Linked DNA regions of Mus musculus: regions 1, 3 and 4 are each linked to region 2. The links are chromatin loops, found by intact Hi-C in ENCODE. Cell type or tissue: left cerebral cortex. All regions are shown on one strand. Region 1 holds the start of Mid1 (midline 1). Region 2 overlaps Gm15246 (predicted gene 15246). Region 3 holds the start of G530011O06Rik (RIKEN cDNA G530011O06 gene). Region 4 has its middle 110 kb from the start of Gm15245.

What was found. Hi-C counts contacts between places; a loop is a spot of excess contacts. Peaks named below come from ENCODE experiments on the same cell type or tissue, not always from the same donor. Only the 100,000 strongest peaks of a DNase experiment are listed, where the experiment ranks them.
Region 1: a loop joins it to region 2, with 4 times the contacts of the local background. A loop is called at or near these places in 2 of 42 quality-filtered maps.
Region 3: a loop joins it to region 2, with 5 times the contacts of the local background. A loop is called at or near these places in 3 of 42 quality-filtered maps.
Region 4: a loop joins it to region 2, with 5 times the contacts of the local background. A loop is called at or near these places in 2 of 42 quality-filtered maps.

The regions. Positions count from the first base shown.
Region 1 is chrX:169,875,573-169,883,572 of GRCm38, forward strand. It overlaps Mid1 (midline 1), which reads left to right and starts at 4,047. Exons shown (of 10, transcript NM_001290505.1): 1 at 4,047-4,337. In left cerebral cortex, a CTCF peak has its summit at 4,025; DNase peaks (open chromatin) are centred at 4,006, 4,665, 4,796, 5,405 and 2 more places; H3K4me3 peaks cover 1,819 bases; H3K27ac peaks cover 247 bases.
Region 2 is chrX:169,328,287-169,336,286 of GRCm38, forward strand. It overlaps Gm15246 (predicted gene 15246), which reads left to right. Exons shown (of 6, transcript NM_001361166.1): 4 at 2,412-2,493. Among named protein-coding and RNA genes, the nearest start is that of Gm15246, 12 kb to the left of the region's middle. In left cerebral cortex, a CTCF peak has its summit at 4,172 (motif pointing right); DNase peaks (open chromatin) are centred at 4,177 and 5,503.
Region 3 is chrX:169,975,856-169,983,855 of GRCm38, forward strand. Mid1 (midline 1) reads left to right here. Exons shown (of 10, transcript NM_001290505.1): 4 at 1,067-1,174; 5 at 6,030-6,178. It overlaps G530011O06Rik (RIKEN cDNA G530011O06 gene), which reads right to left and starts at 3,062. Exons shown (of 2, transcript NR_029457.1): 1 at 2,431-3,062; 2 at 1-935. In left cerebral cortex, no CTCF peak of the experiment used is centred here; DNase peaks (open chromatin) are centred at 963, 3,146, 3,399, 3,848 and 7 more places; H3K4me3 peaks cover 1,440 bases; H3K27ac peaks cover 2,522 bases.
Region 4 is chrX:169,548,919-169,556,918 of GRCm38, forward strand. No RefSeq gene overlaps it. Among named protein-coding and RNA genes, the nearest start is that of Gm15245, 110 kb to the left of the region's middle. In left cerebral cortex, no CTCF peak of the experiment used is centred here; a DNase peak (open chromatin) is centred at 4,268.

The sequences.
Region 1 (8,000 bases), 550 kb after region 2:
ATTTTAGACATTATCTTTTTATTCTGTATATGAGCAAAAAATGAATTTTTCCTTCCCTGTACTCAGCATCTAGTACCAAAAATGAAGGAATAAATGACTGAAAGAAGGAAGGGAGAATGGGAAACTGGAAGGGAGGAAGAATATATGAAGGAAAAAGAGGAAAAGGAAAGAAGAGCAAATGGTGGAAAAATTGGATCCCTGGGTCTTACTGGGCAGCCATCTTAGCCCACTTGGTATGTTCCAGGGCAGTGAGAAGTGGTGTCTCATAAAATGTAAAGAGGTAGATGGTGCCTTGGAAAAGACATCGTAGTTGTCCTCTGGCTTCTGCATATCCATACATACATGAGCACACATGCATACATACAGAGCAAGAGGAAGTGAGAGGGAAAAAAAGAAACCAGAGAACAATAGGCTTGGTGCCCATGTCTGATCCCAAGACTCAAGATATTGAGAGGCAGGAAGATTGCAAATTTATGGTGAGCCTGGACTAGCAAGACCTTGAAATATCTTGTCTCAGGAAAACAACAAACCAATGAGAGAAAGATGGATGCTAGATTAAATAATACACAGTCTCTGCTTCTATGTATCAGAGTTCACTGTCAAGTTAGAGCTTTCTGTCACTATGATTTTTTTGCCGTTTTTGGAGTTATTAATAGCTTCGGATTTTCCTTACATCCATGAGCATCCGTTTGTCCTCACAGGTAATCATCTGTCAGTGTCATAGTTCACTTTACAGCATCCTCTCTGCTAGCTCTTCCTCTCTGCTAGCTCTCTCTGCTAGCTCTCTCTGCTAGCTCTTCCTCCTAGACTTTTCTTATTTCATTTTATACTGATTCTTCTGCTTGCACAGTTTCAATGACTTCTTCTTTTCTTGTTTAATTCCCCCATTTTGCTAAAACACATTTTTGATTGATTTCCAAAGACAGTATGAGGGATGTAAATTTTTTGAGAGTTGGTGTGAAAATAATTACATTCTCTCCTGACATTTGATTGATAGTATAACTTGGTGTGGAATTGTCAGAAGTCACTTACTCTCATATTTTTGTATCTTTTAACTTGTAATTGAAAAGAATATGATAAATCTATGAGAACATTTCCTTATGCATACAGAAGAGCATATTCTATTGATGAGTGTTTTATTTTTGTTACTTGTACTATTTAATGGATATTTATAATATTCTCTCTCTGTGTTATTTGTTATAAGGAGCATATAAATATTTGCATAGGATGATGATTTGTCTTGGTCATTTTGGCTAGCCATGGTACTCAGTTAATCTTGGCTAAACCTGCAGCTATTTTGTAGATGTTAAGATTTATAGTCAGTTGACATTACGTGAAGGAGCTTATCTTTGATAATATAAGTGAGCCCATACAGTCAATTAAAATCCTTAATACAAAGGTGAGGTTTCCCTGAAAAAGAAAAAAAAAAGATCCTTCTTCAATGTACTACAGGGTTAGCACCTGCCAATTGACCTATGGATATTAGGAGTGTGTGCCTCTGCAGTCATAAAAGACTGAAAAAATTCTCTATATCAGAAATCATATATATGCATTTTAGATTCTGTTTCTCTGAGTTCTGACTGACATAGTCATCAATGACCTCAGGATCTAGGGATGGCATTCAGTAAAAGCAAAACAACTTTTAAGTAATTTTCCTCTTACAAGTATGATATGAAATCATAGTAAAAATGTAGCCAAGTTACTTTTGGGGCGCAGAAGAAGATTGTACTTAAGTCAAGATGGGGCTTTAATTGCCAATGGACAGAAATGCTATGAGAATAGGTGTGGGAAAAACAAAAAAACCTTTTTAGGTGGTTGCAATATAGTGCACCTAAAGTTACAGAGCTCAGGAGACTGGGGCAACTTTGAGCCCAGATGTTTGAGACCAGATTACACAGCACAACAAATCCCTGTTTCAAGACACAGATCAAAAGAAATCAAACAAAATCCATCTTTAAATTCAAAAGATGAGTGTCTTAACAAAGTTTTTAAAGGAAAAGAATAAAGAATCAGCTACATTTAGTCAGTTAACACAGAAACTGTTAAGATATTTCTACCTCTTAAATGCATAGAATTATTAAGTTGTAAGCTATAATTAAACTTGAAGCCCAGGATTGCAGCATACATATGTAATTTTGCATTCAGGAGGCACACACACTAAACAAATGTTAAAAAAAATGAAGGGAAATAAGTTGAAGTATTTTAATGCTTAATTTCCAAGTGATGAAACATTAAGCTTAATTTATTTCAAATCCTGACGAGTGATTAGTTGGGTGTTTCTTACCTAAAAGTTTCTCCATACTTGGGCCTATTTTCTTTCTAGATCCAGATTGCTTCCTGTTTTCCCCCTATCTAAACATAGTCATCCAACATCAAGTGCATCCTGAGCTAAGATATATCTAGGGCAGTGGTAGATGCAGACTTTCCTCAAAGTGAATCAGAGCCCGTTGGCACTGGGATAAAGTATGGATTCCCAGCATCATTGGTATACCAACCCAATCAGTTTCTCTTAGACCAGGGGCATGAGCATTCTCACATGTTTAACTAGAATTGGTTTTAACAAACATTGGTTTTGATCCCTAGAAGACATCCAGTGATATCTTTATATTATATTAATCAGTTATGATCATCTAGTGGGCAAAGGTCCTGATGTTGCTAAATATTTGACAACACACTGAACAGCTAGGTCCATGGTGAGGAATTATTTGTCTGCAAATGCTAGTAATTTCAAAGTTTAGAAGCCTTCATCTACCCAACCTTGTTCAACCTAACCCATGACCCTAAGGATGCATGTGGCTAAGGATGACTGTGAATACTGTGCAACACAACATTATAAATGTATTTAAAACATTAGGACTCTCTCTCTCTCTCTCTCTCTCTCTCTCTCTCTCAGTGTGTGTGTTGTGTGTATCTGTGTGTTTTGTGTGTGTGTGTGTGTGTGTGTGTGATTTGTTTTAGTAAGGTATCACCATGTGAAAAGGCTAAACAAGCTTGGGTCTAGGCCATAGTGAATGACTCTGAAGAACAAATAAATGGATTGAGGGCAGCTGGTGTGATTAGGGGGACTCTAAAACTTCTCAGTGGGGAGCTGAGGCAGAGCTATGGACTCCCAGGTGCTGGTGCCCTGCTGCCAAAATCTCAGAGAACTCAGCCAAGCTCACACATATTGAACCACACCTCCAGCACTCCTGAAACCACTAAATCATTATTTTATCTGTTATTATTTACTAATACTGCAAAAACTTAATATATATATTGGATTATCCTCAAACTGTGAGCACTTGTTTGGGAATATATATATATTGTATATATATATTTTTTGTATATATATATAAATTAGTGAGCTTACCAGTTTAGCACTGATAAACTCAAACACTCAAAGAGGTACATACACTTATGTAAAAAGAAGTTTCATTAACTAAATTTCTGTATTCATTGTTCTAATTAGGAGATGTTTTATCTGAAATTGTGCTTTCAGTCACCATCGATGAAGATTCTTCCTCAAGTCCTGTATTTCAAAATGTTTGTGTGCTCAGTCCCATTAACATTTGCTTCTTTAGGTTGGATATAGAGTTTATGTGAAGACGAGGTGGGTAACTGTCTTGGTTGCTTATTTCAGTTAGAGTGATACTTACAGCAGTGTGGTTTTTCCCTTCACTGTTTTTACAAAACTAGGTATCTAGAACAAGATACACTTTAAAAAATATCTTTGGGTCCTGAGGGTTGAGGTTTTCTCGCTGAAATCATTCTTCACCTTTAAAATGCTTTAATGCTTTTAAGGGGCTCTTAAAGTGCAAGGGTTTAAGGCCCGGAGCTAGTTAAGCTTTGAGCAGATGCAGTCTGTTAGACAAGAATAGAACTCATCCTTTACTTTGGGGAGCTCTGACACAACATCCAGCTGCTTCCAGTCATTTGACTCCTGAAAGCTGCCCTAATCCTGGTAAAGGCAGCCTCTCCTGCACCCAGGTCCACCCACTGCTCCTGATTGGCGAGGCTCTCCGCGACCGGAGCCCGCCGCCTACGACGTCCCTGTGAACTGATTTGAAATAAGAGCCAGGCGGTCCTCGCTAGCCTGCGCCCGACTTTTCATAGGCTGGAAAAGGAAAGGTTGAGAAACTTGACATTGTCTTGGGTAGAGAGCGTCTAGAAGCAGATCAAAGAATAAAAAGGGAGGGGGACGAAAAACGTGCTCTTTGCTGCCTGTGGATTCGACCGAGTTGCTTTTGTCTTGTGGGCTTTTCTGCCGGCTTTGGTGTCTGCGCTTGGAAGCCTGCGGGTGCGCTTCCGAGCAGCTTGCTCCCTGCCGGATGGGTCATGGAATTCTAAACATGAGGCAGGTAAGCTTGGGGGTTGTGATTGTAGCTGTGCTGGCGCCAGCCACAGAAGGAGGGCTTTAGCTTGGGGCCCCTGCGACCTGTTACTCCCAGAGCGGGCGGAGTGATCAAACGCAGCGTTCCAGCAGATCCATTAGGTGGAAGGAGGGGACTGCCTTCTCTTCCTAAGGCTACCTTAGAAAGCACATCACCTGCCGGCACCCCACTGCCTCGTCCTTACTACCTACCCGCGCCAGCTTTTGCTTCTAAGAGTGGTTGCTGATGTCAGGCAGTCTTTGTAAAAGGTTCAGAGCGGTTTGTGGAATATGCAAATCAATTCCAGTTTGCGGGCCTCTGGAATGTATTGTGCTGGATTCATCTCAAGCTTTTAGCCTCTACCCTATTATGCTTCAGGTTAGAATAAAGACAACTGCACAGTCTGACAAAGAAGCACGCTGGGACTCTTATCTTATTTTGCTTTCACGTTTTGAGCACTTTACTGTGTGTCCGAGGCTGAGAAGGCGAAAGCAGTCTGGATGGAACAAGCTGCACTTCCAGCGGAGGCAGGCGCGGGGAGGGGGGAGGGGGGTGTTACAGACTTTTTTAAAAACCGTTCTAGCACTTTAGGAGTTGTATTTTGTGTTGCTGCTGGACGTAAGAACACAGTCCCGGAAGTACTGAAGGGAGACCGGTCTTGAGTGTGTCTCTGTGAAGAATTCCAAGCCAGCAGCTTCTTCCGTCGCTCTAGGGCATAGGGATACAATTCCTTATCAACTTAGGTAGAAGTTTATGAGGTTTATAGCTTTGCCGTTGAGGAAAAAGAGAAAAGGAAAGACTGGATTACAAAGCCTAGAAGAGGGTGTAATTTACAACTCTATCACAGTTGGAAAAAAAAATCTTACGTCAATGTTTTATTGCCGAGATCGATACTCACAAGGGAAAGACAAAAGTAAAAGCCTTTCAGTGACTGGGAAGGACAGAGACTCCCGGGGAGGAATGCTAGTTACTCTTGCCAGAGCGGAGTAACTCCGGGTGGGAAACTGAGCATCTGTTTTGTCACCGGAAAACCTCTTCTCTTTTTTCTTCCAGTTGAGTTGGGTGTGCCCCACCCCAAAGTGTTCACTTTAGGCGAAAGTAAACCTTCCCATGAGTGGTTGGGCCAAGGGGTTTACGACTTTCCGTTTCACTGCCGCAGAGGTAAAGCAGAGGCCCTGCATGAAAGGTCAGGAGCAAAGGCCCTCACATTTCTTATTCGCTAACTTGCTCTTCTGGACGAGCTTGGGAAATTGCAGGAGTACAGAAAAAAGCACATGAAAGACTGTGTGTGTGCTTTCAGCAAATTGCATCTGCCTAGCTGGAGAGTGGTGCAGAGGCTGGCTTTCTCGAAGTTTTGCGATCTTATAGAGCAGCCTCATTCTTTGAATTTCTAGCAAGCACATGAGATAGACAAAAGGGGCAAGGAGGCTTGCTGGATAGGAGCAAGAAAGAGAATAGGTACACAATACTATTTTTCACAAAGGTCCTAAGCCGGAACAAAGAAGTTATTTGATGCTGTGTGAAGCCACCTGTCTTGTCCTCGGTGATGTGTGAACTCAATTTTTAGAATCTTTGTGCCCACACAGTTCCTCTGGAATGGGGTGACACTCCCTCTGTCTGATGCCTCAGGCAGGCTTGTCCAGAGCTTGGGATGATTTTTCCCATGTGGAACTGTGGCATTTGTATGAAGTTGGCAAACAGCCCAGTGTTGAAGTTTTAACTGTACAAGTAGGCATGTAGTAACTCCTTAGTTATTTAATGAATGACCATCTTTTCATCCCACATCTCTGGATACATATATAACATTGTTCTTTCGCCTATTGGGTAGTTGAAAAGAGGGAGGGACTGGGGGAGGAGATGCAAGAGTAGCGATCATTGTTCATACAAGAAACCAGGCATGAGATGGTAGCATTACTGCATGGGCGAGTCCCAGATTTGTTCTTGTTTCTCTTGTTGGGGGAGGGGAAGAGACCTTACCACTTCATTCAGGCAGAGGAATAACATCCACCAACCAATTTGTCATCTTAGGCCCAGCAGCCCCTGGCTGTATTTGCAGGGTTAGCTATCAAACCAACCCATGTGTCATCAGCTCAGCAATGAAACACAATCCTCTTGCTGGTAAGTGATCCGTCCCTAGGGCTGTGCAAATGCCGAACAGTGGGGTGGCAAGCCAGGACAGATCCCTACCACTAACTAGTTAGAAATTCTCCATAGCCCAAAACTCGCCAACACAATTAGAAGGCTACATGTTTGTGTGTAAGACTCAGAAAGTTTGGGCTCTTACCAGATTGTCAGCACACAAACAGTGCAGGTCAAAATTCTTATAAGGTAAATGAAACAAGCAAGCAAACAAACATAAACCTGACAAGTTCATCAGGAAGTCATTTTAAAGTGTGCCAACCTCTCTTGGCACTTTGATCAAAAAAAAAAAATGGAAAACTTTTCAGATTCTTCTTTGAGAAGGAATTTGCTGCGTTCCCAGGCAAAAGGAAAGGCATGGCCACCTGTTATAGAAGTCCAGCCAAAAACAACAGGTTTGCTTATGACATTCCCACAACTGCAAATATCCTCCCTAAATAGCAAGTCACATTAATTGTCCCACCACAGACTAAGAACAAATATTTCATTCTCAAGTTGGAAAAAAATAGAATCTCCAGATGAAATTCCCTACCAGGCATATTTTGGGATTTTAGAATCCCAATAACTTTAGAGAAATATACTAAGCAGCTGAGATGACTTTTCTTTTAGTCTCTTGGTCTCCCAGCTGCTATTTTGTTTTTTGTGAGGCTACGATGCTGCTGATGCAAGGAAGCTGTGATTGAGTTTGGTCAGCCCATTTTGCATTCTTTAGATTGGAGTTAAAATGCCCAAGGACATCTGGCTTACTAATGAAAGTCCTGGCAGTAATCTTTCCTCAGAGGATTAGAAAGTCCTTTACAAATATCATCTATTTATTCTCAACCACACCTCCATGGAGAGAATGAAGGGCAGCTTGATCCTCATCGAACAAATGGTGAAGTGAAGGCAAAGACAAAAGAAAAAAGAAAAAAAAGAAAAGATTAAAAATAATGAGAACAGCAAGTTAGAGGCTGGTCTCCTAGTCTGGAATTCACCCACCCAGAAAGACTACCTGTAAAATAAAACCAAAACCTCTCCATCAATGTTCCTTTCCTCTTGTTCTGTTACTAGCATACAATGTCTCGAGTATGCTGTGTAGCTTCATTTCTTTAGAAATGAAAGCCTTGAGAAGTTTAAAGGACAAGACCTTTCTGATTTCCTTTGTCCCAACATTAAGATCAGGCAGTTTTATGACACTTAATAGGAAGATGCTATAACTGGAATTTTAAATGTGTATCTGAGAAATGGGTCCCCTTTAACAGATGTTTTAAGTTTTTGTATACGCTTTTAGAGAGTTTGATGTCTTCAGCGTATGTTAAGATTTTATTTGTTTTTCTACTGCCTATCTTTCAGGAAATGTTACCATTGTAGGACTTGTCAACGAAAAGATATTTGTTGGTTGTTTCAAAGTAATTTTTGAGTTGGTTTTTCCTTAGTGTTCAGCGTGACTCATGTTCTGAGTTTGTCTGGCTGTGGACCGCATAGGCTTCAAACAAATCTGTTAATTGGTAGTTGTATGCTATCCGCAGACAT
Region 2 (8,000 bases):
TTTGTTGAAGATACTTACTGGCCTTTTAAGTTGGGAATCTTCACTCTCTTCTATACCTATTATCCTTAGGTTTGGTCTTCCATTGTGTCCTGGATTTTCTTGATGTTTTGAGTTAGGAGCTTTTTGCATTTTCTTTGACTGTCATGTCAGTGTTTTCTCTGGTATTTTCTGCACCTGAGATTCTCTCTTCTATCTCTTGTATTAGCTGTGGCTCCTAATCTCTTTCGTAGGTTTTCTATCTCCAGGGTTGTCTCCCTTTGTGATTGTTGATTTATTGTTTCTACTTCCATTTTTAGATCTTGGATGGTTTTGTTCATTTCCTTTGGTTGTGTTTTCCTGTAATTCTTTAAGGGATTTTTGTGTTCCCTCTTTAAGTTCTAGCTGTTTACCTGTGTTCTCCTGTATCTCTTTAAAGGAGTTATTTATGACCTTCTTAAAGTCCTCTATCACCATCATGAGAAGTGATTTTAGATCAGAATCTTTCTTTTCTGGTGTGATGGTGTATCCAGGACATGTTATGGTGAGAGAACTGGGTTCTGATGATGCCAAGTAACCTTGGTTTCTGTTGGCTTATGTTCTTATGCTTGCCTCCTGCCATCTGATTATCTCTAGTGCTACCTGCCTTCCCTATATCTGACTGGGGCCTGTCCTGCCTGTGATCTTGGTTGAATCAGAACTCCTCAGAGTTCAGCTGTCTCTATGATTCTGGGATCCTGTGATCCTGAGTTCCTGGAACTGTCAGAGCTCCTGGGAGTCAAGCTGCTTCTGGGACCCTGAGATCCTGGTGTGACCAAGTTCCTGTGATCCTGTGATCCTGAGACTCTGTGGTTCTCGGCATGTTAGAACACCTGGGACTGCAGCTTCTTTTGGGTATTGTGAGGCTGGCTGCAGAGTCTGCAAGGTCTGCTCAGGGCACTGGCTCAGACCAGAAGGAAACTGCTCCGGTGGAGTGCCTAGATGCCTGGGTTCCAATGATCCCAGTTACTCCAGGTGTTGGGGCAGATGTTGTATCCTCCTTACCTCTGATCCTATGATCCTGGGCATGTTAGTGTGCCTGGGAGTGGAGCTTTCTCTGGGTGATGTTGGACTGGCTGCAGAGTTCATGCCCAAAGTCTGCTCGGGGCACAGGCCCTGCTAGACATCACTTTCAAACAATGGTGCTTTCTTCTGCAAACTAACTTTACCTTCATTGTTTGAGATGAAAAGTGTGTACTAGGGTGTGTTTATATTCCAGCCAGAGGGTTTAAAGGTGTGTGCTAAGGGTGAACCTCACCACAACTAGAAACGTTTTTTTACTGTAAATAACACAATCTTGAGTTTCACAGTCTGATTAAATATCCTGCAACAGAGTGCTTTTTACGAACAATAGCACAAAGACTATTGTACTATCAACACACCAATGAGTGCAATACTGAGACGACTGGCTCAAGGGGCACAAGTAGTTTTTGTTAGTAGTTTGTTATATATTAAATTTTATCTTTTCTGTTGTGACTTTCCTCTGGTTAACTGAAATCTGATTGACAGAATAGGAATATATTTGAGGGTTACAAAAGATGATTGATATGTGCATACACTGTGAGATGATTACCATGATAATATAATTAGCATATCCATCACCTCAAGTAGTTTCTTTTCAAGTATGCCACATATGGGGATTAATTAGCCACCATACTATACATAAAATTCCCTGAATCATTTCTGCTAGGGGACAGATTTTCACTATATAGCTAATGTATGATATGGCAGTGAGTCATTATGTGCCAAGGTAGTCTTGAATTGGAAGTATTCCTCCTGCCTCATATCTAGGGTGCTGGAATTATAGGCATATACTATCATTCCTAGCTACTGACTCCTCTTATAATGGAAGTTTGTACCATTTGATGAATGTCTTCCCATCTCATTTACCCTTTGACTTCAGATAATCACTCCTTTACTCTTCCTGATTTTAGTGATTCTTCACCTAAGTGAGATCATGCAGTATTTTTTTCACTATGCCTATTTCAATTGACATAATGTCCTTCAGTTTCATCTGAATTGTCACAAATTGGGGGAATTGTTATTTTTGAAAGCTTAACAGTATTCTGATGTGTAAGTGAACCAATAATATATGTATGTGTTCATCAATGAATACATGAGTAATAACCTCATCTTGGTTGTCATGAACAGCACTTCAGTGAATATGAGGGAGTTTGCTTTGAAATATTAATTTGTTTTGACTATACATCTAGTTATGAAATAGTTTGATCATGTAACAATTCTTTTTTTTTCTTTAAATGTTTTAAATTTAAAATATCATTTTGAGGAGCCTCTATTTTTCATAATGATTGAATTAATTTATTTATATTTTCTGATAGTACACTCAGGTTTTCTTTTCTGTACATACCAATATTTGTTATCCTTTGACTTTCTAGTGACATTCATTTTTAGCAGGGACTGAAGAACACCTCTGTCTTCGTTAGGATTTTGCTGCTGTGAACAGAGACCATGACCAAGGTAACTTTATAATGACAACGTTTAATTGGGGCTGGCTTACAGGTGCAGAGTTTCAGTCCTTATCATCAAGGCAGGAACATGGCAGCATCCAGGCAGGCGTGGTGCAGGAGGAGCTGAGAGTTCCACCTCTTGTTCTGAGGTTCCTAAAGCCTATGCGGACCCATAGTGACACACCTACTCCTAGGCCACACCCCCAAATAGTGCCACTCCCTGGGCCAAACATATTCAAACCACTACAGTCTCTCTGTGATTTCTCTTTCCATCTTTCTAAAAGTTGACGATTTTAGTCATGGGAAGGTTAGTCTTTTAAAATATCATAGGAAGGACTATGAGAGGCGTTGACTGTAATAGGTTACATCTGTTAGTTTAAGAAAAATCCTGATAAAGAGCTTTAGAAAATTTAGGGCATATGTTAAGGAAGAACATGAACATTTTCCTATTAGTATTTATTAGAGCATATCAGGTTCTTATAAAAAAAAAACCCTTTTCTTCAGCTCTTTCACTTCTGTATCACATTTTGTATTTAATCTCTTTCTCTTTTTGTGTTCTTTCTATTTCTTTCCATCTTTCTTGATTTGCTGGCTCTTATCCTTTCCTTTCTGTGATGTAAGATTTTTCAGGATGTAAGCTATTGTGCTATCACACACACAGTAGAAGAAAAAGAACTATAGGCCTGGCTCTCTGTCTGTGCTCCCAAACATTTGTGAGCCTAGGGTTTTTAGACCAGCTGGTAGAGCATAGTGAGATTCCATCTCAGCAACAGTTGCAACAACAACAAAAATGATTTCCAGAGAAGAGTAGGCAGCATCAGAAGCAGGAAAAGTGTCAAGATTGGAATAAAGGAAGGCACAAGACACATGCTTCCCCTTAGGATTTAGCATTGGGCAGACTACTTGGTGTGCAGGCAAATGTTTAGAGCTTGGTTACAACTATTTCAAAGACTACAAGTTTGTTATTTAAGCAGCGTGTGGGAGTAGAGCATAGCAGGTGGTGAACCAAGGGGATTTGCTATAATGGAAAAATACACCTAAATATCAACCCTATTGTGGGCTGGATGGTGAAGACTTTTCATTTTTGTAGCTGAAGATAAACTTTTTATTCCCGAATTGTTTTCTGTGGACTTCTGGAATTCTACTCCTACAAAAACTCATTATTTTATTTAACATGGGTTTGCGAATTTCTTACACCATAAAAGTGTTTTCTGAGTAGATTGCACACAAAACACTCACTTGCTCAACATGTAGTTCATGCTTTATATTCTTGGATTCCTACACAATGTCTGTTTTATCTTGCCAAGAAGACACTGAATAGTTATGGCAGGTGGACTTTGCACTTCTACTCTATACATGGTGGCTTTATAGGTTCCCTTCATGCTACTAATAGTTTTAAGGACTTAATTATTTGATATTTTTTTTGACCCTTTACTGAGGCTTGAGTCTCACAATGGAGTCCAGATTAAAATGCTTTCACATTGCAAACCGTGAAAGTAGATACTACATCTGATCCACTCATTAGTCAACAGATGGTCATCCCATTACTGACATACCTCCACACAAACACTTCATGTCTAGTGTAAAAATTCGAAAGAAAAAGAAAGGACAAGTTTAGGGAGACAGATAACCTAAATTTTAGTGGTAAGAAAATTCTCCAACAAAGACACTGATGAAATTGCCACTGGGGGGCGATGAAAGTTCAGAAACTGCTCTGCATCTTCAGGCAAGTAAGCACTTCAGCCTGCTTACTTATTCACACTGGGAAATTCCTGGATGAGAAGCAGAGTCCAGGGGGCAGAGGTGGGGGAGAAATGTACCAGGGCTAGAATTAGCACCTTGCTAGACCACCTTCAACACACACACACACACACACACACACACACACACACGCAGAGCCCTTGCTTTACCTGAGTGTTTCCAGAATTTGCTTCTATTCCCTTCAGTCTGAAACAAGGGAACTCATGTTAAACTTCAGAGAAGTAAGCGAATACAGAAGGGTGCTGGAAAACACATGGGAATGGCTTTAAGATAGCTCGTAGGCACTTGGATCAGAACTTTAGTTGCTGTGGGTGGACCTCAGTTAGTAACTTTCCTGGAAAAGCTGGGGAAGTGGCAGAGTTTATCTCAAGGAAGTCTGAATGGTCATTAACACTTGAAGGCACACTTAAAATTTCTGATAAGGGTAATTTAGACAGGTTCAGAAAAGCGTCCCAGGGAAAACAAAGAAAAATTAGGGGACTGGCAAGGTGGCTACATGGTTAAAGAAAATTGCTTGCCAATCCAACAACTTGCATTTAGTCCCCAAGACCCACAGAATAGGAGCCATCCAGCTCTTGAAATTTGTCTTCTGGTCTGCATCTGTATATCATGTGGTGCACTCAGGCTCACACACACATGCATAAACAAAATGTTTTAAAATATCCATCTTCACTGCAGGAATAATTTTTTGGCCACTTGACACACTCTTGAGAACTTAATTTCACCTTCGTCATTTACTCAGTGGTTCTGGGAACTGCTATCATAATTGCAGTCTAGCCCTGGCACTCAGTTTTAGCCATAATACTCAATCAAATATCAGTGTCAGAGGCCAATTAATAACCATGCTTGGTCTTATTTTCCTTAAGATTTTCATGTAGGAAAGTGTCAGCACAAGGATTTGTCCTGATTCTACTCCTAGAAGGGATGAAACAGACAGATATAGAATGAAGTCCAGAATGTACTATTGTGCATGCATAGATTCAAGGTATTATGGTGCATCCCAGGATCTCCATTTCTTAGTGTCCTGGCAAAGGATGATCTAGGGATTCAAAGATAGCACCTAAGATGAAGGCCCATGGATCCTGTGCTTAGTGTTTTATGTCTTCTAGAATCTATTTTTACGTATTGCTAAGGGCTACTTAGATAACCTATACTATGTCATACATTTTGGGTTTAATTAAAGAATTCAGCTACAGTACCTTTAAAAAGAGAAAAGGAATGTCCCATTCATATCCCTGACCATCTGTCTGTGGGTAGTGTCTCAGGAAAGGCTGAGTCCAGACGTTTTGCCTGTATCAGCTCAATGCCACTCTCTATACGGGGGCCTCTTTCCCAGCATTTTAAACATTCTGCATGCTTCACTAATCATGCTACATTTTTTTCCTCTACCATGTCAGTTACTGCATTTATGGAACATCAAGAGCAATAGAAATAGTAAAATGTGAGCATTGTGATTGATAATGCATTAAGTGTTACATGAAATAACAGAAGATGTTCCTCACAGGAACTGATGCTGGCTAGACTGAAGCACCTGGAATCCGTAGGCAAATACTTTGTCTCTGTGTTACAAATTTTGTTGGTATGATAAATCGCCTTTAAAAATGACTTAAATGAAAAAGTATTTATTTTTGGCTTATGATTTTAGAGGTTTCCATTCATAATAATGGGAAAGGCATGACAAAGAATATCAGTCACATCATGGCTGCCAGGCAGCAGAAAGAGAAGGCTTTTGCTAGCTCTATTTCCTTTCTCCCATTATTTCATTTGGGCCCCAGTCTATGGAATGGTGCTGTCCACAGTCAGAACTACTCTTGTCCTACTAGTTAATACTGTGTGTGTGTGTGTGTGTGTGTGTGTGTGTGTGTGAAAAACACACCCAGATATGCACTTCACTGATCTCCTAGGTGCCTCCCAATCTAAACAGGATGACAATCAAGATTAAACACCCAGGTCTGTATGGACAGGAAGATAAACTTGCCGTCCAATGAGTAATCCATTAGTTAATAATAAAATCGCAGTTTTGCTTCCTTAGGCCTAATTAGAAGGTTCTGGGTTTTATGTAAATAATTGGAGAAATTCCTCTACTAATCTAAAAAAGGTCCTGGAAAGATTCATTTGTTAGCAATGCTTATAAATAGAAACCTTCATTGCGGCCACATGCCACTTTTATCCCTACACTAGGAAAAGTACTGTGATTTCAGTACTGAGTGCTAAGAAGGGAACATGCTATGCAATAAAGAAAAGGACCAATAGTCACATTTGGGGCTAAGACTCTCAGGCTGATCCCTGGAAATCCCTTAAGGTCTACATAATTATTTGCAAGGCTCCCTTAATGTAAGTGCTCTGATTTCTGTGTAAATCCTAGTCATATAAAACACATGCCCTGGCATAAAACACAAAAGGAAATGAAACAAATTTTCAAGAACTTTAGGACCTATAGTAATTATAGTTCCTGCTCTGATAAAGGTGTGAACGTGATAATGTGTGAAGATGACTGTGGGATGTGCTGGCTTGAGTGACAGTAGTTGACCTTCAAGGCTAGGATAACTGTAAGAAGCTATCATGTAGAGCAAATGCCTTCCTCAGGCTTGACAGCAGCAATCATATACAATTCGAGCCCTCGGAGAAAAGCCATAGGCCTCCTGTTGGGGCCAGGAGGGGCACCCTTTCAGATCATTATGTTGCTCTGGGTTTTCCTCCTGCTAGCTATGTGGATGTGGCTATTGCATTGTTCCATATCAGTGAAGTGACCAGGACACTGAGCTCATCACGTTGTCTTGAGGATAAAAGAGACAATCACACATTGATGTACTTCACAAACTGCACCCCCACCCCCAGCCTTTCCATGCAGGGCGACCGAATCTTTTGAGCTTTGGGAATCATTGTTTCAGAAGAAGCCGCCCAGTTCTCTCATTGTTGCAGATGAACAGGCACAGAGTAACATAATACATCAATATGGTTTTGCTTTGATGAAAGCATATTTACAAATAAAAATAGCCCCTACATTTGGCAGGGAGGTTACACTATTTTTGGTCTTTATGTAGTGGTTAGCTCTTCTCAAGTTAACCTTACCCCTTGTCAGAGAACATTCCTAGAAATAGCCATCTGTGACCCCATTCCACTTTACATGACAAAGGAATAACCCTTAAGGTGACTGGATTTTGATTTGGTATTTAAGTAGTTAATTTAAGTTAAATGAGGCCATAGGATTGGTGTACACAGAAGAAGAAGAAGAAGAAGAAGAAGAAGAAGAAGAGGAGGAGGAGGAGGAGGAGGAGGAGGAGGAGGAGGAGGAGGAGGAGGAGGAGAAGAAGAAGGAAGAAGGAAGAAGGAAGAAGGAAGAAGAAGAAGAAGAAGAAGAGGAGAAGCCAGAGACAGTGCTTTTAGATATTCATGTGTCTGTCACTCTCTATGTACATATAGAGAGAAGATATGTAAGGACATAGTGAGCTTAAGAGTCAGCCTACACCAGAAAGAAACTTTTCTTATGCCTTGTTCTTAGACTTTGAGCTCCTACAACTCTTTATTTTGTTTTGTTTTTGAGACAGGGTTTCTCTGTATAGCCCTGGCTGTCCTGGAACTCACTTTGTAGACCAGGCTGGCTTCGAACTCAGAAATCGCCTGCCTCTGCCTCCCAAGTGCTGGGATTAAAGGCGTGCACCACCAACACCAAGCTGCTCCTACAGCTCTTGAGATGATACATCTCTGTCTTTAATACACTTAGTTTTAGTACCTCTTGTACAGTCCTTCAATAGT
Region 3 (8,000 bases), 650 kb after region 2:
TTTCCTGTCTCTGACACATTGGCTTTATCCTGTCCCAGGCTTACTTCAGTGTTCCTTCTGTGTACCAACAGGAAGCCATCTCTCGAATGAGTATATCCTTTTGGCAGGATGAATCGGGAAGTTCTGCTTTGAAAGCCTGTAGGTGGCTAACTCACTTCAGCCAGACATGGTCCAATGAGGAAAAAAAAAAAAAAAAAAAGAATGTTTCTAAAGTCCTATTAGATACAACAACAGATGCTGGTGTGAATACAGAAGTGAAAGGAACCTTTATACACTGCTGGTGGCAATGCAAAGTAGTGTATTCACAATGAAGCTCAGTTTGAAGGGTACACACACACACACACACACACAACTAGTTATACAAATACACACACACACACAACTAGTTATACAAATCCTGGTCATGTACCCAAAGGACTCCATATCCTAACATAGAGATACTTGCTCAGCCATATTTATTGCTATACTATTTACAATAGCTAAGATATAGAATCAACCTAAAGTTCCCTTGACAGAAGAGTGGATTTTAAGAATATGGTATATCCACATATGGGAATTGTATTCTGCCATAAAAAGAATGGAGTCTTCACATTTTCAGGAACATGGATGGGCCTGGATTTCGTCAGCTATATCTGGGTCCTTTCGATAAAATCTTGCTAGTGTATGCAATGGTGTCAGCGTTTGGAAGCTGATTATGGGATGGATCCCTGGATAAGGCAGTCTCTAGATGGTCCACCTTTCATCTCAGCTCCAAACTCCGTCTCTGTAACTCCTTCCATGGGTGTTTTGTTCCCAGTTCTGAGAAGGGGCAAAGTGTCCACACTTTGGTCTTCGTTCTTCTTGAGTTTCATGTGTTTTGCAAATTGTATCTTGTATCTTGGGTATTCTAAGTTTTTGGGCTATCACCTGAGGAATACCGAATGGCAGAGAAGCACCTGAAAAAAAATGTTCAACATCCTTAATCATCAGGGAAATGCAAATCAGAACAACCCTGAGATTCCACCTCACAGCCACTCAGAATGGCTAAGATCAAATTCAGATGAATGCCATTTTATTCATCCTGTAGGTCAATGCATCCCGTCAAGAAGCCAAACTGACAGAAGAATGTGATCTTCTCATTGAAATCATTCAGCAACGAAGACAAATTATTGGAACAAAGATTAAAGAAGGCAAGGTATGGTTTCCTTGATAAAAAGGTTCTGTATTTCTCACCTGAAGAATATATACTTTCTCTCCAACATCTACAGCTTTGAAAGTTAAAAACAAATCGTACTCTCTGCATTCGTCATAATCCCTTCTTAACTACCTGCCTTGGTCCATTTTGTGTTGCTGTAGTAAAATACTCGACAAAGAGTAGTGAAGAACCGAAAGAGAATTATTCATATTTCTTAAAATTCCCAATAGCATGGCACCATGTTTGCTCAATGCCTCTGGCAGTAAGTGTCCACCTAGAATCTACTGAGAATATACTTCCGCATAGTGCATCTTCTTTCATCATGTGGACTCATCTCTCATTCCTTTCGTCTCCTAGTTTCTCAGATGCCTGTTTTTCTGCCATGGTTAGTTGCTATTATGTTCCAAGAAGATAATCTGCTATTGTCAAGTGGTTGCATGCCAGGATCAATACTCTACATGCCCACATAAATTTCTTTAGAAAATTTATCGTTTTAATGTTAAATTGACAAGTTATACGTGTACATGTTGGTGGATACGACATGATTCTGTGGTTCATGAATAGAATGTATAATAATTAAATCAAGCTAAGTAACATATTCATCACCTCAAACACTTATTTTTGTGGTGATAAATTCTCGAATTTAACGGTCTAGTAATCTGGAAGTGTAAGAAATTTACATTTGGTATATTTGTTAATCTATGCAATGTAGCTCAAAAAATTTTTTTAAAAAGCCTCTGTTCTCCTGTTTAATTGGTTACGTATTCTTCTTATGATGGTTTCTATCGTACTATTACACATTACCAAAACTTTGTAGCTTAGAACCTTCTTATTGATTATCTTACTGTTCTGATGTCTGAGAGCAGTCTCACTGTACTAAAGGCTACATAGGTTAAAGGCAATGTTAGTAAGCTATGCTTGTCTTGTCAAGTTTCTGGAGGTCATCCATGGTCCTTGGCTCACAACTAAGTCATTAGCACTCTGCCTTCTGTCTTCATCCTGCTATCTACTTCACTGACATGAACCGTCCTGTCTCTCTGTCATAAAGACCTTAGGAATTATGTAGAGATTACCCAGACGATCCTGGACCACCCCAACCCCTTAAGATTCTTAACCTAGACATCTACAAAGTTCCTTTGGTATGGAAGGTAGCATACTGAAAGATTCCCAAGGTGCCGATGTGGACTTCGCTAAGAGTCCATCTTCAGATTGCAGTGGCACTTTTTCATACCTCTGCAGCAACCGTACTTACTTACCCTTACTCAGCTGCAGCTTGAATTTCACGGCCTGGGGTTTCCTTTCAGGAGCTAGAGGATAGTAATAAAAGGTATTCCAGTTTGGGCCATGATTATAGGTAGAGTCCATCTTTTGTAGCACTCACTCCGCTGCAGACATACACCATTAATAGACATGGACTCCAACGGTGAAGAGTGAAATGAGAGCAGCATTTCGGTGAAGCAGGAATGGCATGAAAGTGCAATGCCACAACTGTGGCTGGAAGCACAGGCATGGTTGAAGAGATACGGGCATGCCTGCAGTTCCGATGCCTGTGCCTAAAAAACATCCTGGAAGAATCTGGAATTGCTTTGGATCGGATGGAAGGCAGAAACCAGGCCTGTGCCTCAGCGCCACAGACTGCAGAAGGCTTCTTATTCATTACGAGGGACGGGAAAAGAGTATTGCCGATGTCTGCCTGGCATCATAGCTTTTGGCAAACTTCAGTTCTGAGGTTCTGGAACAAGTCAGTCGTTAAGAGGACCCGTACTCCACTCATTCTATTATCACACCAGACAGGTGCCTCAGAGGCACAGAGATGAGACAGGAGTCCACAGTGAGATTGGATTGCAGAGCGCTGAGCCCAGGAGCCGGGTTAGGGGAAAGCAGAAGTAAAACCATTGGAGCACACCAAGGAGAACAAGAAGCTATTTTCAGATTCTTTTCTTTAAAACTGAGGTGCTGAGCTCATTTCCGAAGCAAGCCAAGAAATCTTGAGTTTCTAAAAGCACAGCCAGCAAAATCAGCAGCATTATCTAATTTCCGGTAAGATTCGTTTTGCAGAAGAGGACACAGACCTGAAAAGAAACAGTTTAGAGATAAAGAAATCACAGACAAAAAAGGACTCAAAGAAGAAATACACAGACGGGAATGCAATCAATAAGTTTTGGAGGTAAACTCGTAGACAATTATGTGACAGAAAACAGCTACAGAAGAAATTGGGCAATCCGACCCCTTGGAGGAAGTTTTTTCCCGGCGTGCTCTCTGTCGCCACCCGGTGGTGACAGAGGAGAATGCGGCGGTCGTGACCGTTCGATTTTCCTTTTTTCAAAGGACACTTGTTTTTGGTTTCCGTGAGCGTTGATTCCTTTTCAAAGCATCTACGTGCACGTTCGTTTTTCTCTTATTATCTTTTATTATCTTTTATTATCATTGATGTGCTTCACGAGATATGAATATTCTTCTGCTTCCGTGGGGACTGAGTTTTGGCCTCTGCCTGGGGAGTTCCATCGAGGTAAGAAGGGACAAAAGGGTCTGAGTGACATTCAAGCATGACAGATGTCCATGGACTTAAAGATTAAAGCGAGATTGATATTTGAAATGCTGGTCCCGACCATACTAGTCATTCATCACCCGGAGACTTAAAAACGTGCGTTGCTCGTTCAAATGCAAATTACTGTGGCTCTGCCAATGGCAGCTCCTTAACTAGAATGCCAGAGGATGTGCCCAGACATCTAGAGTTTTCCTGGGAAAGATCCCCAGCTGATTCTATCGCACACAGTGTTTGTGAATCTCCGAGGCAACTGTCAACTGACCTGTAATGAAAAGTACGCTCTACATGGAAGTCCACTCGAGAAGATCGTGGCAGTTTCACAGTATGCTCTCAATTTCTTTTACATCAATATCTCCTGTTTCGGTTATTCTTCTTGTCCTTAAACATCACCGTTAATCTCCAAATAGCCTCAGAGGAAAAACCTGAAAAATATGACATTGAAGAGCCGTCATCTTTGAGACGTGTGGTCTCTGCTGTGCCTATTCAAAGGCTAAGAGAGTGACATGAAATGAAGCCAGAAGAGTAGTCTGACCTCATCTCGTTTGGTGAGAATTTTATCATCTGCCTTCAACTTGGCCGTACCATTTAAATCTTCTTGATGTTATGTAATTAAATATTCCACTCATCTGGTTTATGGTTGAGACTATTAACTTATCCTTCTGGAATTCTCCCTTCCTCTGACAGTTCCTAATAGATGTGTTCTAACACCCTGAGTTAGGCTAGAGGGCTGCCTCGACTCTCTAGATAATGTTGCCAGAGGCTCTGTTCTATCTGGTGTGAAATGGTGTTATTTTGTTCGACTCGGGTACACACTTCTCCTGATAGGGACAAGACCTACCTTTAGAATGAACGATGTGTTTTTAACCATGCTGCCAAGATCACATATTCTTAGCTGCCAAGTCTGGACATTTCATTCTGACTCGTCATTTTCATGGACTCTTTTCAGCCTTGTCTGAAATCTTGGGCTCAGCACCTCTCGATTCGGCTGTCATTTCCTTCGTTTGCTTAGTACACATTTGGAATTGGACATTCCCTAGGGTTCTACAGATCTGACATCTCCTTCCTTCCTTCCTTCCTTCCTTCCTTCCTTCCTTCCTTCCTTCCTTTTTTTTTCTCCAAGATTAAAGTTGTCCTGGGATAATAGTCATGACTTGGAGAAAGCAAAAATCTCTTGAAGTTAGCAGGAATTCTGGAGGGAGCTTGAGCCTGCCTTGTCTGTAAGACAGATTAACCAGGCATCCTCCCTACCCTCTCACCCAAGGCTATTTTCCATTCCGGAATTATCAGAAAACCAGCCAAAACCTGTCCCCTTGCATGTAGGTGGGGCCGGTAGGCACGAGGTGATTCCAATTACTTGGAATTTTAATTCTAACTTGGCTCCTGGCTGGAGGGCTTCAGCTTATGGCACATTTCAGACACCAGAGCCGCGGTCAAGCGGCTTCCCCTGGACTTCTCTTGACCTGCCGGAGAGAGAGGTCGTGGACGATTACAGTCAATACGGTCAAGGTTTGTTTTTTTTTTTTGGTTTTTTTTCAAGCAAGACAGAATCGGGAACTAGAATGGAGATTGTGAAACAAGTGTGTGTTTTATCCCAAATGGGAAATGCTTATCAAAATAGTCAACTCATCAAGTGAGCACAGAGTGACTGGAAATGACGTTTACAGTGAGAGGAAATGGCCCAGCTGTGCTTTTTTTGGCTTTCTCTCATCAGTTCAATAAGAAAAATATCAATCAATGGGAAAATGCTCCCTCTCTGTTAATTTCATACACAGGTTTTAGGCAGTATGGAAAATAGGAATACCTAATGCTTTCATGTCACAACTTTATTACGTGGATTACAAAGAACTTTGTAGGATTTTTTTTTCACTGTTTTTAACTTAAGCCTCGAATTCACACCTACAGACATGTTTTATTTTCTTAAAGGCATATTGAAAACCTGAGATGGAGAGAGTTCCAGGGTTCTCTAAGGTCCTGAAGTCATTAGGTAGGATGGCAGAAGGAAGAGATTCGGTGACCGTTTGTCACTTGCCAGCGGACACCTTTCCCCCCTTCAACAGAGAAGTAATGAGCGATGCTAGTGTGAGTTAGTGTCACACTGACACGAATTAGTGTCTCCTCATCAAACAGGTGACTAAGGCTTCTCCAAAGACTGAAAGTTCGAGTTCCAAAAATTTGCCTTCCGGATTTCAACCTCTCTCTGCTTAGACAGAACAGACCTCACGCCTCTGAAGGGTTCAGCCCTGAGCCACCTCCCAAGCGATCGATCCTTAACGTGTGACCTCGCCCGCCGTGCTTCTCTCGTTCCAGGTGATCAGGCTCCGCAAGTTAGCTCAGCAGATTGCAAACTGTAAACAGTGCCTTGAGAGGTCTGCATCGCTCATCTCGCAAGCGGAGCACTCGCTGAAGGAAAATGACCACGCCCGTTTTCTACAGACAGCAAAGAATATCACTGAGAGGTGGGTGCAGGGACAGCTGGGAAGCTGTCAGGCTGATGGTGGCTCATATCTGCGTGGGACTGACTGGTCGGCCTTGCTCTCCGACTGACTTGTTTTCTGTTAGAGGTCGAGTGCCAGAGAGAATGGAAGCTTTGGCTGGTTTGCTCCAGCTAAGAACGCTTTCCTTCGACATGATAAAACCCTTTCCATGACAGCCTTCAGCCTTAGCTATGATAAGTCCTGTGAATTTAATTCATTTGAATGTCACAGTTAGTCAAGGAAAAGCATCACAATGATGCTCTTCAATTACTCCTGGTGATCGAGTCAGGAGGTGATGTTACATTGTCTACAATCCCGTTGCTACTTGAATACTTCATTTATCTAGTTTAAATGGCCTGAGACTTTCTTCCTGCTATCAATTCGATGAGGGCATTTCAGATTAAACAATCTATGTTGTTCCCTAGGTAACAACGTTAAATTTCTGCCAGAGATACAGCTGGAGAAACCATATTGGGGTTATTTTACACAGGTATTCTTTATCACTGTTGTGAGATTCTCATCAAGTAAAACTAACTGGTGACAGGATACAATTTAAATGCTCCACCTATTCCGAATATCTCATAGGACCCAACACCTTTTGTCCGGCTTTTTGCATTGTGATTTTGGCATGGTTCGTCCGTATTTTGGCATGTGCCTCTGCTCCATTCCTTTTTTGTTGCTGTGTACTATTTCTATTGTATGGATAGACTCCCAGCCAAGATCTAGGGTCCTCGTGAATATCCAAAGTTTTAAGAGCTATTAAAAGACACAAGAGTGTCTATACTGCTCAGGATAACTTGATCGTACCCAGCTTTTCGCATGAAATGTGAGAGCAGGCACCTGAAATCTTCCTCAGTATCGCCAGCTAGTGTGGAGATCTTATGCAACTGGGCATCAGTGATCTTTATAAGAAAATACGTGATTGCAATTATAGCTAAGGCCTTTCGAGTTCCACCAGACGAACAAGAACGAAACGAAACGAAACGAAACAAAACCAGTGTCCTAATGTTTATGGAACTCAACAAAACCATAAAACACATCAAGATAAGTCTAGATCATTCTCTATGCTCAGTAGTAGCATTATTCAAGACATGGTTTTCTTTGTGTAAACAGAATTACTTGCATTTTAGCACCCGCTAGATTGTTCTGCTGTCAGTCACTTTCCAAATGAACTCAAGAGCACACAGGAGACAGACACACATACCTTGCTTTACGCTTTATACAAGGGAGCACTCACCAGAAAATCTGAGCGTAGGGACGAGATTGTGTGCCGACTGGGGAATTTCTGAGAAAGCTCAGGAATATTTTCCGTGGCATCTGTTGGGAAGACGGTAGGGGGAAAAAAGGCGAATAGCGGGACAACGAGAAAGAGCCAGACAACCCCTCCCCCCCTTTTCATGTTTATTTTAGAGAGAGGCTAGTAATTGATTAAACTAATCCAAGATCTGGAGACATTCTTTTTTCATCTTCACTCTGCCTTTGATGCAGTTTGAAATTCTGGAGACTCCCCTTGGAAGTGGGGCAGGGGCGAGTCTGAAAGGAACAGACAGTTTCCCAGACAGATGTGTGAAGAGATGCCTGAAGCTGTGCGCTTCTGGCCGGGGTTCGATGTGACCGGGCCGGGCTGTCAAATACACAGCAGCACGAAATATGAAGATTCTTCTGCTTCCGTGGGGACTTTTTCGGATATTTTAAAGAAGGGGGGGGGGGTGGCACCGGGTTACCTCTCCCAATTCCTCTGCTTTCTCTGTGAGGTTGTTTGCGTTCGCACGTGACGCCTTTTCAGAGGGGGTACTTTTTAAAA
Region 4 (8,000 bases), 220 kb after region 2:
AGCATTGTTTGCTTTTACCTTTTGTCCCTGGGCTATCTAGTGTCAGGAATTGGTTACTCAAAGTGTCAAGTGTGGGTTCCATCTTGTGGAATGGCTCTTAAGTCAAATCAGCTATTGGTTGGTTACTCCCACAAGCTTTGTGCCACATTGTATAACTTGCAGGCAGTACACAATTGGAGGTAAAGGTTTGTTGATGGCTTGGTGTTTATCTTTCTCTTTTGAGTGTACATAAAGTGCCTTCCTATACCAAAGCCACTGAAATATAGTGATGACTTTATTTAGACACTGATTCAATATCTCCATGTTTAATGAGTTGTGTAAGTATTGTCTTCAACAATGGGTTGCTGTCAGTTTGTAGAGAACAACCTATAGTCTTTGCAATAACCTAGGTATTTAGAGATACCTGTTGGGCCCCTTTAGTCAACAATTCGATTAGATGTAAACCATTCCCAGTACTGAATGTTGTCATAGTGACAAGATATATTCACTGGCTAGTTTTGTGTCAGCTTGACACAGCTGGGGTTATCACAGAGAAAGGAGCTTCAGTTGAGGAAATGCCTCCATGAGATCCAGCTCTAAGGCATTTCCTCAATTAGTGATCAGGGTGAGAGGTCCCCTTGTGGGTGGTGCCATCTCTGGGCTGGTAGTCTTGGTTCTATAAGAGAGCAGGCTGAGCAAGCCAGGGGAAGCAAGCCAGTAAAGAACATCCCTCCATGGCCTCTGCATCAGCTCCTGCTTCCTGACCTGCTTGAGTTCCAGTCCTGACTTCCTTGGTGATGAACAGCAATGTGGAAGTGTAAGCTGAATAAACCCTTTCCTCCCCAACTTGCTTCTTGGTCATGATGTTTTGTTCAGGAATAGAAACCCTGACGAAAACAGACTCTGTCTTCACCATTATTTTTCAATTTCATTTAGAACACTTTCATTTATGCATATATTTCAGTAAGTTTTTACTATATTAGGTTTGCATACTAACCCTCAAATACCTCCTAATTTTAGCCATCTCTCCCTGTATTTCCTCTCATAAGCCATCCTGTTATCCTTCACACTCCCCACTTGATCTTTCCATTCCAGCCCCCATCTATGCTTAGTTATATATTTTATTTTCCTTTTCTATCAAGATCAACATGTCCCCTCTAGTCTGTTACTCTATGCCTACCCTCTGTGGTTCTACAGACTGTAGCTTGGTTATCAATGCCTTCATAGCTAACATCCACATATAAGTGAATATATACCATATTCATCTTTCTGAGTCTGGGAAATCTCACTCAGGCTGATTTTTTTTCTAGTTCCATCCATTTGTCTGCAGATTTCATGATGCCATTTTTTAAATGGATGAGCAATACTCTATTGTGTTAATTACCACATTATCTTTATTCATTTTGCTGTCGAGGAACATATAAGTTGTTTCCAATGTCTGGCCATTATGAATAGAGCACCAGTAAACATGGTTGAGCAAATGTCTCTGTGGTAGGGTGACACATCCTTTGGCTAGATGTCAAAGATTGGTATAGTTGGATCTTAACATAGATTGATTCCTGTCTTCATGTGGAACCACCACATTGATTTCTATAGTGGCTGAATTAGTTTATGGTCCTACCAGCATGTATGAGTGTTCCTCTTACTTCTCAACTTTGCAGTAAATCTCTCCATCCCAAATATGCCCCCGCAATGAAAATACGACTCAATTAATATGAATACATGCTGTGTGCCTAGATTGGGCAGATTTACCGCTATACTACCATCTTCCACATCTATGAGACCCCTTATAACTTACAGATTCCCTAGGCCATGTGCTTCTGCTCTGCTTTTCTTCTTCCTCCTCCTCCTCTGCGTCTTCTCCCTCTTCCATTTTCTCCTTCTTCTCTCTCTCATCTTCTGATCCATCTTCCCTTTTATCAGCCCAATCATCAACTCTCCTCTATTTTACAATTTAAGGTGGGAAGCAGGATGACAGGAAATCACCTGAGTGATGACTCATTCCTTGTTCTCAGCCACTTACAGGAGAATGGAATTGACATCAAATATAATTAGCCCCAGGGCTATCCACACCACCACCACACTGATTTCTATAGTGAGTGGCTGTATTGGTTTATGGTCTCACCAACAATGTATGAGTGTTCCTCTTACTCCACAACCTTGTCAATTTGAGGTGTCACTTGTTTTGTTGATCTTAGTCATTCAGAAAGGCATAGGTGAAATTTCAAAATAGTCTTGATTTGCATTTCCCTGATGCCTCATATTTATTTGGGTTATTTATTTTTTGATATCTAGTGTTTTTAAGTTCTTTCTATATTTGGGTTATTATACATCTATTGGATGTGTAGTGGTAAAATAAATACCAATCTTGCCATTCTGTAGGCTGCCACTTAGTCTGAATGACAGTGTCCTTTACCTAATGGAAGCTTTTCTGTTTCATGAGCTTTCATTTATTAACTGTATTAGCAGTATTCTGTTGAGAAAGTCTTTGCATGCACCAATGAGTTGAAGGCCATTTCCCACTTTCTTTTTTACTAAGTTCAGTGTATCTGGACTTATTTTGAATTCTTTGATCCATTCAGAGTTGAGTTTTCTAAAAGGTGATAAGTATGAATCTATTTTGATTCTTCTACAGGCAGCTATACAATTTGACCAGCACTATTAATTGAAGATGTTGCTTTTCCCCCAGTAATAGACATACATTTCTTAAAATGAGAATGGAAATTTGATTTCAGTGAATTTCTTTTACCTGTTCATGTAACAGCAAAAACTTATGATTTGATGTTTTTGTGAAGGTTTGGCAAAACATCCTTAGTGCTGATATGTTCAGGGAAGTAGCTGCCATTTCTCTGATGCCTTTCAGCAGTGCATAGATATAAATTATGAATAAAGATTATTTTCCTGGTAATGTCTATCCATTTTGGGGGATATGATACTAGGGTTATTTTGAAGCAATTTTGACTGGAGATTTTAAAGTAAAAGTGATATTCATTAACTAATGCCTAATATAGGCAGCTTTCAGACTAAGAACATATAATCAACCAGATGTTTTCCTTGGGTCTCATACTGGCAGATTCATATGATCATCTGTGGAAATGCTTATTGAAATTGGAGAAAGAGAAAATTAATTCAAGGCCCAAATCTGATAATCACCAATTCACCAAATTCTCAGAACAATGGATTATGTGGTGGGAAAACAAAAGTATTTTTAATATTGGCAATTCATCAACTCTAAATGATACTAACAAAAGTTCCATCTATTTTCTGCATTGCCTGGCATGTAGTTAATTATCCTTAAAAATAATTATTTCTGCTTCTAAATGTGTAATAATGTAACTGTGTCAATCGTCTATTATCAGAGGTAAAATTACCCATCACCTTTACCCATTGTTCTACTTAATATATACAAGCCTCCAGAGTGGTCACCCAAGAAATCAGAAAATACTACTGAAGTAACCACAACTAGGTAATGTTATATTAGTATTGAAAAGGAATTTTATGACACTAAAATTAGTAGTAGTTGTCCAAATGAGTCCTGGGATGTATTCTTTCTAGAGGAAACTCAGAAAAATTAGATTTTTTTGGTAATTCAACACATTGAAAGAGAAATGAACTATAATTTCTCAACTCTCATATTTTCTCATGTACCTTAACATGAAGAAAGCTGTTTATAAAAATTTCTAAAAGAAGTTTTGACTTCTCAACCTTAATCCATGAGACTTTTTCTTGAAGGACAGTAAGGGATATGTGTTTGGGGGGAAATGCTGGCTTAAAATGACATCTACAAACCGGGCGTGGTGGCACACTCCTTTAATCCCAGCACTCAGGAGGCAGAGGCAGGCAGATTTCTGAGTTCGAGGCCAGCCTGGTCTATAAAGTGAGTTCCAGGACAGCCAAGTCTATACAGATAAACCCTGTCTCGAAAAACAAAAACAAAAACAACCAACCAAACAAACAAACAAACAAAAAAGGCATCTACAAAAGAAAAATTCGGATTCAGGGAAACAAAATATAAGAGAAGAAAATTCATATAGAAAAGGGAAAGGAGAGAATGCTGGACTTCATACTCACAGTAGGCCTTTCCCTGTGCAGTTGGCCTTTTCAGTGATTTGAGATATGGAGCAGAGCCCTGCTCTGGGCTGCCTTGTTACTCAAGGAATTTTTAAAAGACAAGGGTGAAGGATTCCTACTGCAAACATATATACATATGGGTGTAAGAAACATAAACACAAAAGAGCACTTATGGGTAACAGAAGTGCTAGCTGGGACTTTAGAGCTGGGTGGTTTGTGTTTGCACAGATTTTTTTTTTAGTTGAAAGTAGATCTTAGAGTACATAATCCATATGGTGTGTTTAAAATAGACCACATAGTCTGAAAATGGAGCTCCTGAGAAATTTACAGATAAAAATCTCCACTGTTATTTTCATATGTAAGAGCTGGAATTATCTTGTAAAGATAATTCAAGATGAAATATTTCCATTTGCATTTGAACCCAGAATTATTTGGTTTTCATTGCAAAGTGCTCCAGCCAGAGTCTTCTAATAAAGCTGCATGCCTGACTCCAGGCATTTTTGAAGTATCTGTTACAATATTTCAGTGTCTAGCTCACAAGAAAAGATATAAATGGAAGATAGGAAAATACAATAAGGAAAGATCTGGAATGCAATGTTCTAATAATTAGTTCTACAGGGTCTAAGGAGGGCTAATCCATTGGACGGGTATGGTGGGCACATAGCTAGTAAACTATAAGAGAAAAATCTCATGTTACTTTCCTTAATTCCTTTCTAAAGTTATTTAATTATAACTAGGTTTCACTGACTAGATTAGATATATATTGAATAGGTGAATAATATGGACTTTGAACCAAAATATGTTATAAAGCTTTGTTATGACATTTATTTTTGACAACCTATTTTTGATTGTAAATTTTCATCATTTAAAGCTTATGTCTGTATTATTCACAACAAAGTTATAACACAGAAATATGCTCTGGGATAAACATTAAAGTTAAATGTGATTATATTTCAAAATAAGAAAATCACACATATGGTCAACAGCCATCAACATTTTTATCCCTTTCTGCCTGGCAAAAGGACCAAGCAAGATTCTTTAGGTTCATCCAAACATGGCACACATGAAATTTGTTACATATCATCATAGTCTTTGACCAATTCTATGAGGTACATTTGTCAAGTATGTGTTTGCTTAAATTGATGAACTTGACAAATCACTTATTATGTATTGTTGTGTTTTAGAATGGACATTTTCATATTCTGGAGAAAAAAAAGTGAATTGTAGAAAAATGATGTAACTTTTTCAAAACTGTTACGAAAAGAGTTATTTACTACACAGCATTATATATTAGATATTATGTATTATATAGTATTCTTTTTAAGTATGTAGTGTAAATAATTTTCAGCTTACTTTAGAGAGCATGGTACTGTTTGCTTAATGGAAAGACTTTCATTTCAGACAAAAGGATGGAAGTAAATAATGTGCTCAGGGATGTAGGCCAAGTTTATATACCCATAATAAATTAGCCAACACAACTTTACACGGCAGTTTTGGAACAACTGACTCCAAATAAGTCAAGCAAAGAAAGATTAGTCTGTTGGAAAAATCCCAGAGTAGTCTAACCAAAGAACAAAGCTGTTATCCAGGATTGGCTGCTAACCAGCTCTGTGGCCTTAGAAAAGTCACATGTCCTCAGGGAGGACTCATTCCTCATTTGTAGTAGAAAGGGAATGGTTACAGTAGATACTCATTAAAGTCTAAATATCCATGTTCTATGAAGCTAATGTTTTGTTTAGTCTCTTAAAGTGGAGACTACAATACATGTGGGATTTCTAATTTGATATGACCCCACTGACTACAAATTGTACTAAAACTTGCTTATACATGTAACACAAGGTCAGAAAGAGACGTTTCTGTATGTGGTGTTTAGTATTATATTCAGAGCTTTATTCATGCCAGACAAGTGTTCTATCAGGGAGCCAGAACTTAAATATACTCCTAGGCCTTGAGAGTTGAGTGTTTGGGAATGAAAGCTTTCTAAGTTATCTTACATCACCTTTAATTACAGAAGTCATAGGACCATATTCGACACAAAATGGATTGAATACATCAAATAGAGAAACCTATTATTAAAAATCATTTTAACAAACCATTTTAGAAGCCATACTTACAAACGTACTTGGAGTTGGAGTCAGTAACTAACCACACACTCTCTGCCTATACATCCTTTATACATTGTACTTTGCTTCATGCTATAAGAATAACCTCTAAGATATCAGTTTGATGTTAGGAGAATTTAGTTGCCATTGCTTGATTGTCAGACTGTTCTAGAAGTCAGTTTAATGCTATCTGGGTGTCACTTAAATGACATATGTTAATATGTATAACATTTTCAGAAATAAGAAAACAAAGCTGCACTTTCAATGGAGATATCAAAAAGTCTATAAATTTTAAAGCTTAGGACTTATATTAACATCTATAAACCCACAGAATGATAAATATAATACTATTAAGAGAGTCTCAGCCTTGAAATACTTGACATTTGGAACTAGATAATTTAATGTTTTGTTGTTACATTGTCCTAAGTACTATAGGACACCTAGCAATGGTCTTTGTTTTTAATCACTAGATTCCAGTAGCACCACTACCCTCATCTTAACATATAAAAACATGTGTCTAGGTATTTCCAAATGAGCCTAATCGGGAGAATTGCAAACCTCACCCCAGTTCAAAATCACTGTTTCATGGCAAAGTAAGTTATTGATGATTTTACATCATAACATTTGTTTTCTTGAATATAATGGTGGTATAATCATACAGTTGACAAAAATAGTTTAATTCTAATTGCTAATTTAACTCTGACTTACATTTTAGTGCTGACATCTTGAACTCTATTTTGTGAGTGTGGTTAAGTTGTTGCTTTTTAAAATATTTAGGCAACATGGAATCATTTTGCAAATGTGGAGTAGAAGTTGGACAGGTAATTAAGAGTTAGCCTATAAGTTAAAATAGATGAGGAGAGGTTACTATCAAGATTAGAGAAAGAACTTGTTCCTTTCCTTTGGAGGTAGACCAAAGGATCTTAATTCATGCCAGTTTCCCCTTATAGTATTAGAATCGAGGAAAAATAAATGTAGAAAATTAGTACATTTAAAAATAAATAAAATACACCAAAGTCAGTTTGGGCACAATTACTTCATTTGGGAAGAGAAGTTCTAGTAACTGATATTGTGATAGAGCTTTCTCCAAACTACTTCTGTCTGTAAGAAAATTATAAGATACATGACAATAATTTGTGAAAATACCTAAAAATATATAAAGACCAAAGGAATTTATGTTTGGATGTTAAAAGTTTATCTTATTATTTGTGTGTGTGTGTGTGTGTGTGTATGTGTGTTTGTGATCCTTGGCAGAATCAGAAAGACTAGTTAGGACCAATGTGATCATCCATATAGAGACATTGTACTTTAGACCTGACTGATAAAGAAGGAGGAGGTTACAAGAAGAGATGACAGGTTTTTTTAGTTTGTCAAATGTAAATATGGGACAAGTCCTGGATGTATCCAAGTTCTTCAGCAGAAGAACTTTTGATTAAATGGAGAGATCTCACTAAATGCAATGGAGCAGAATGCTGGGGAAAAGGAATGGCAGCAAATGGCACATGGGGGAGGATAAGGAAAAGAATATTGTACTTTATATGAGAAATTTCTTCCTAGAATTTGAACACTTGATTCCCAGTTTGCAGTGCTATATAAGTTTAGGATATGGGGCTTTGCTCGAGGAAGTGTGTTACTAGGGGCAGGATTTAACATTTTTGTAGCTGTATCCCACCTCTAGTTTATGTTCTTGACTTCTTGAGTGTGGTGGTTTAAATAAGAATGGTCACCATAGGCTCATATATTTGAGTGCTTAGACTCCAGGGAGTGGAACTGCTTGAGAAGGATTAGGAGGTGTAGCCTTGTTGGAGTAGGTGGGACGTTGTTGGAGTTGGTGTGGCCTTATTGGAG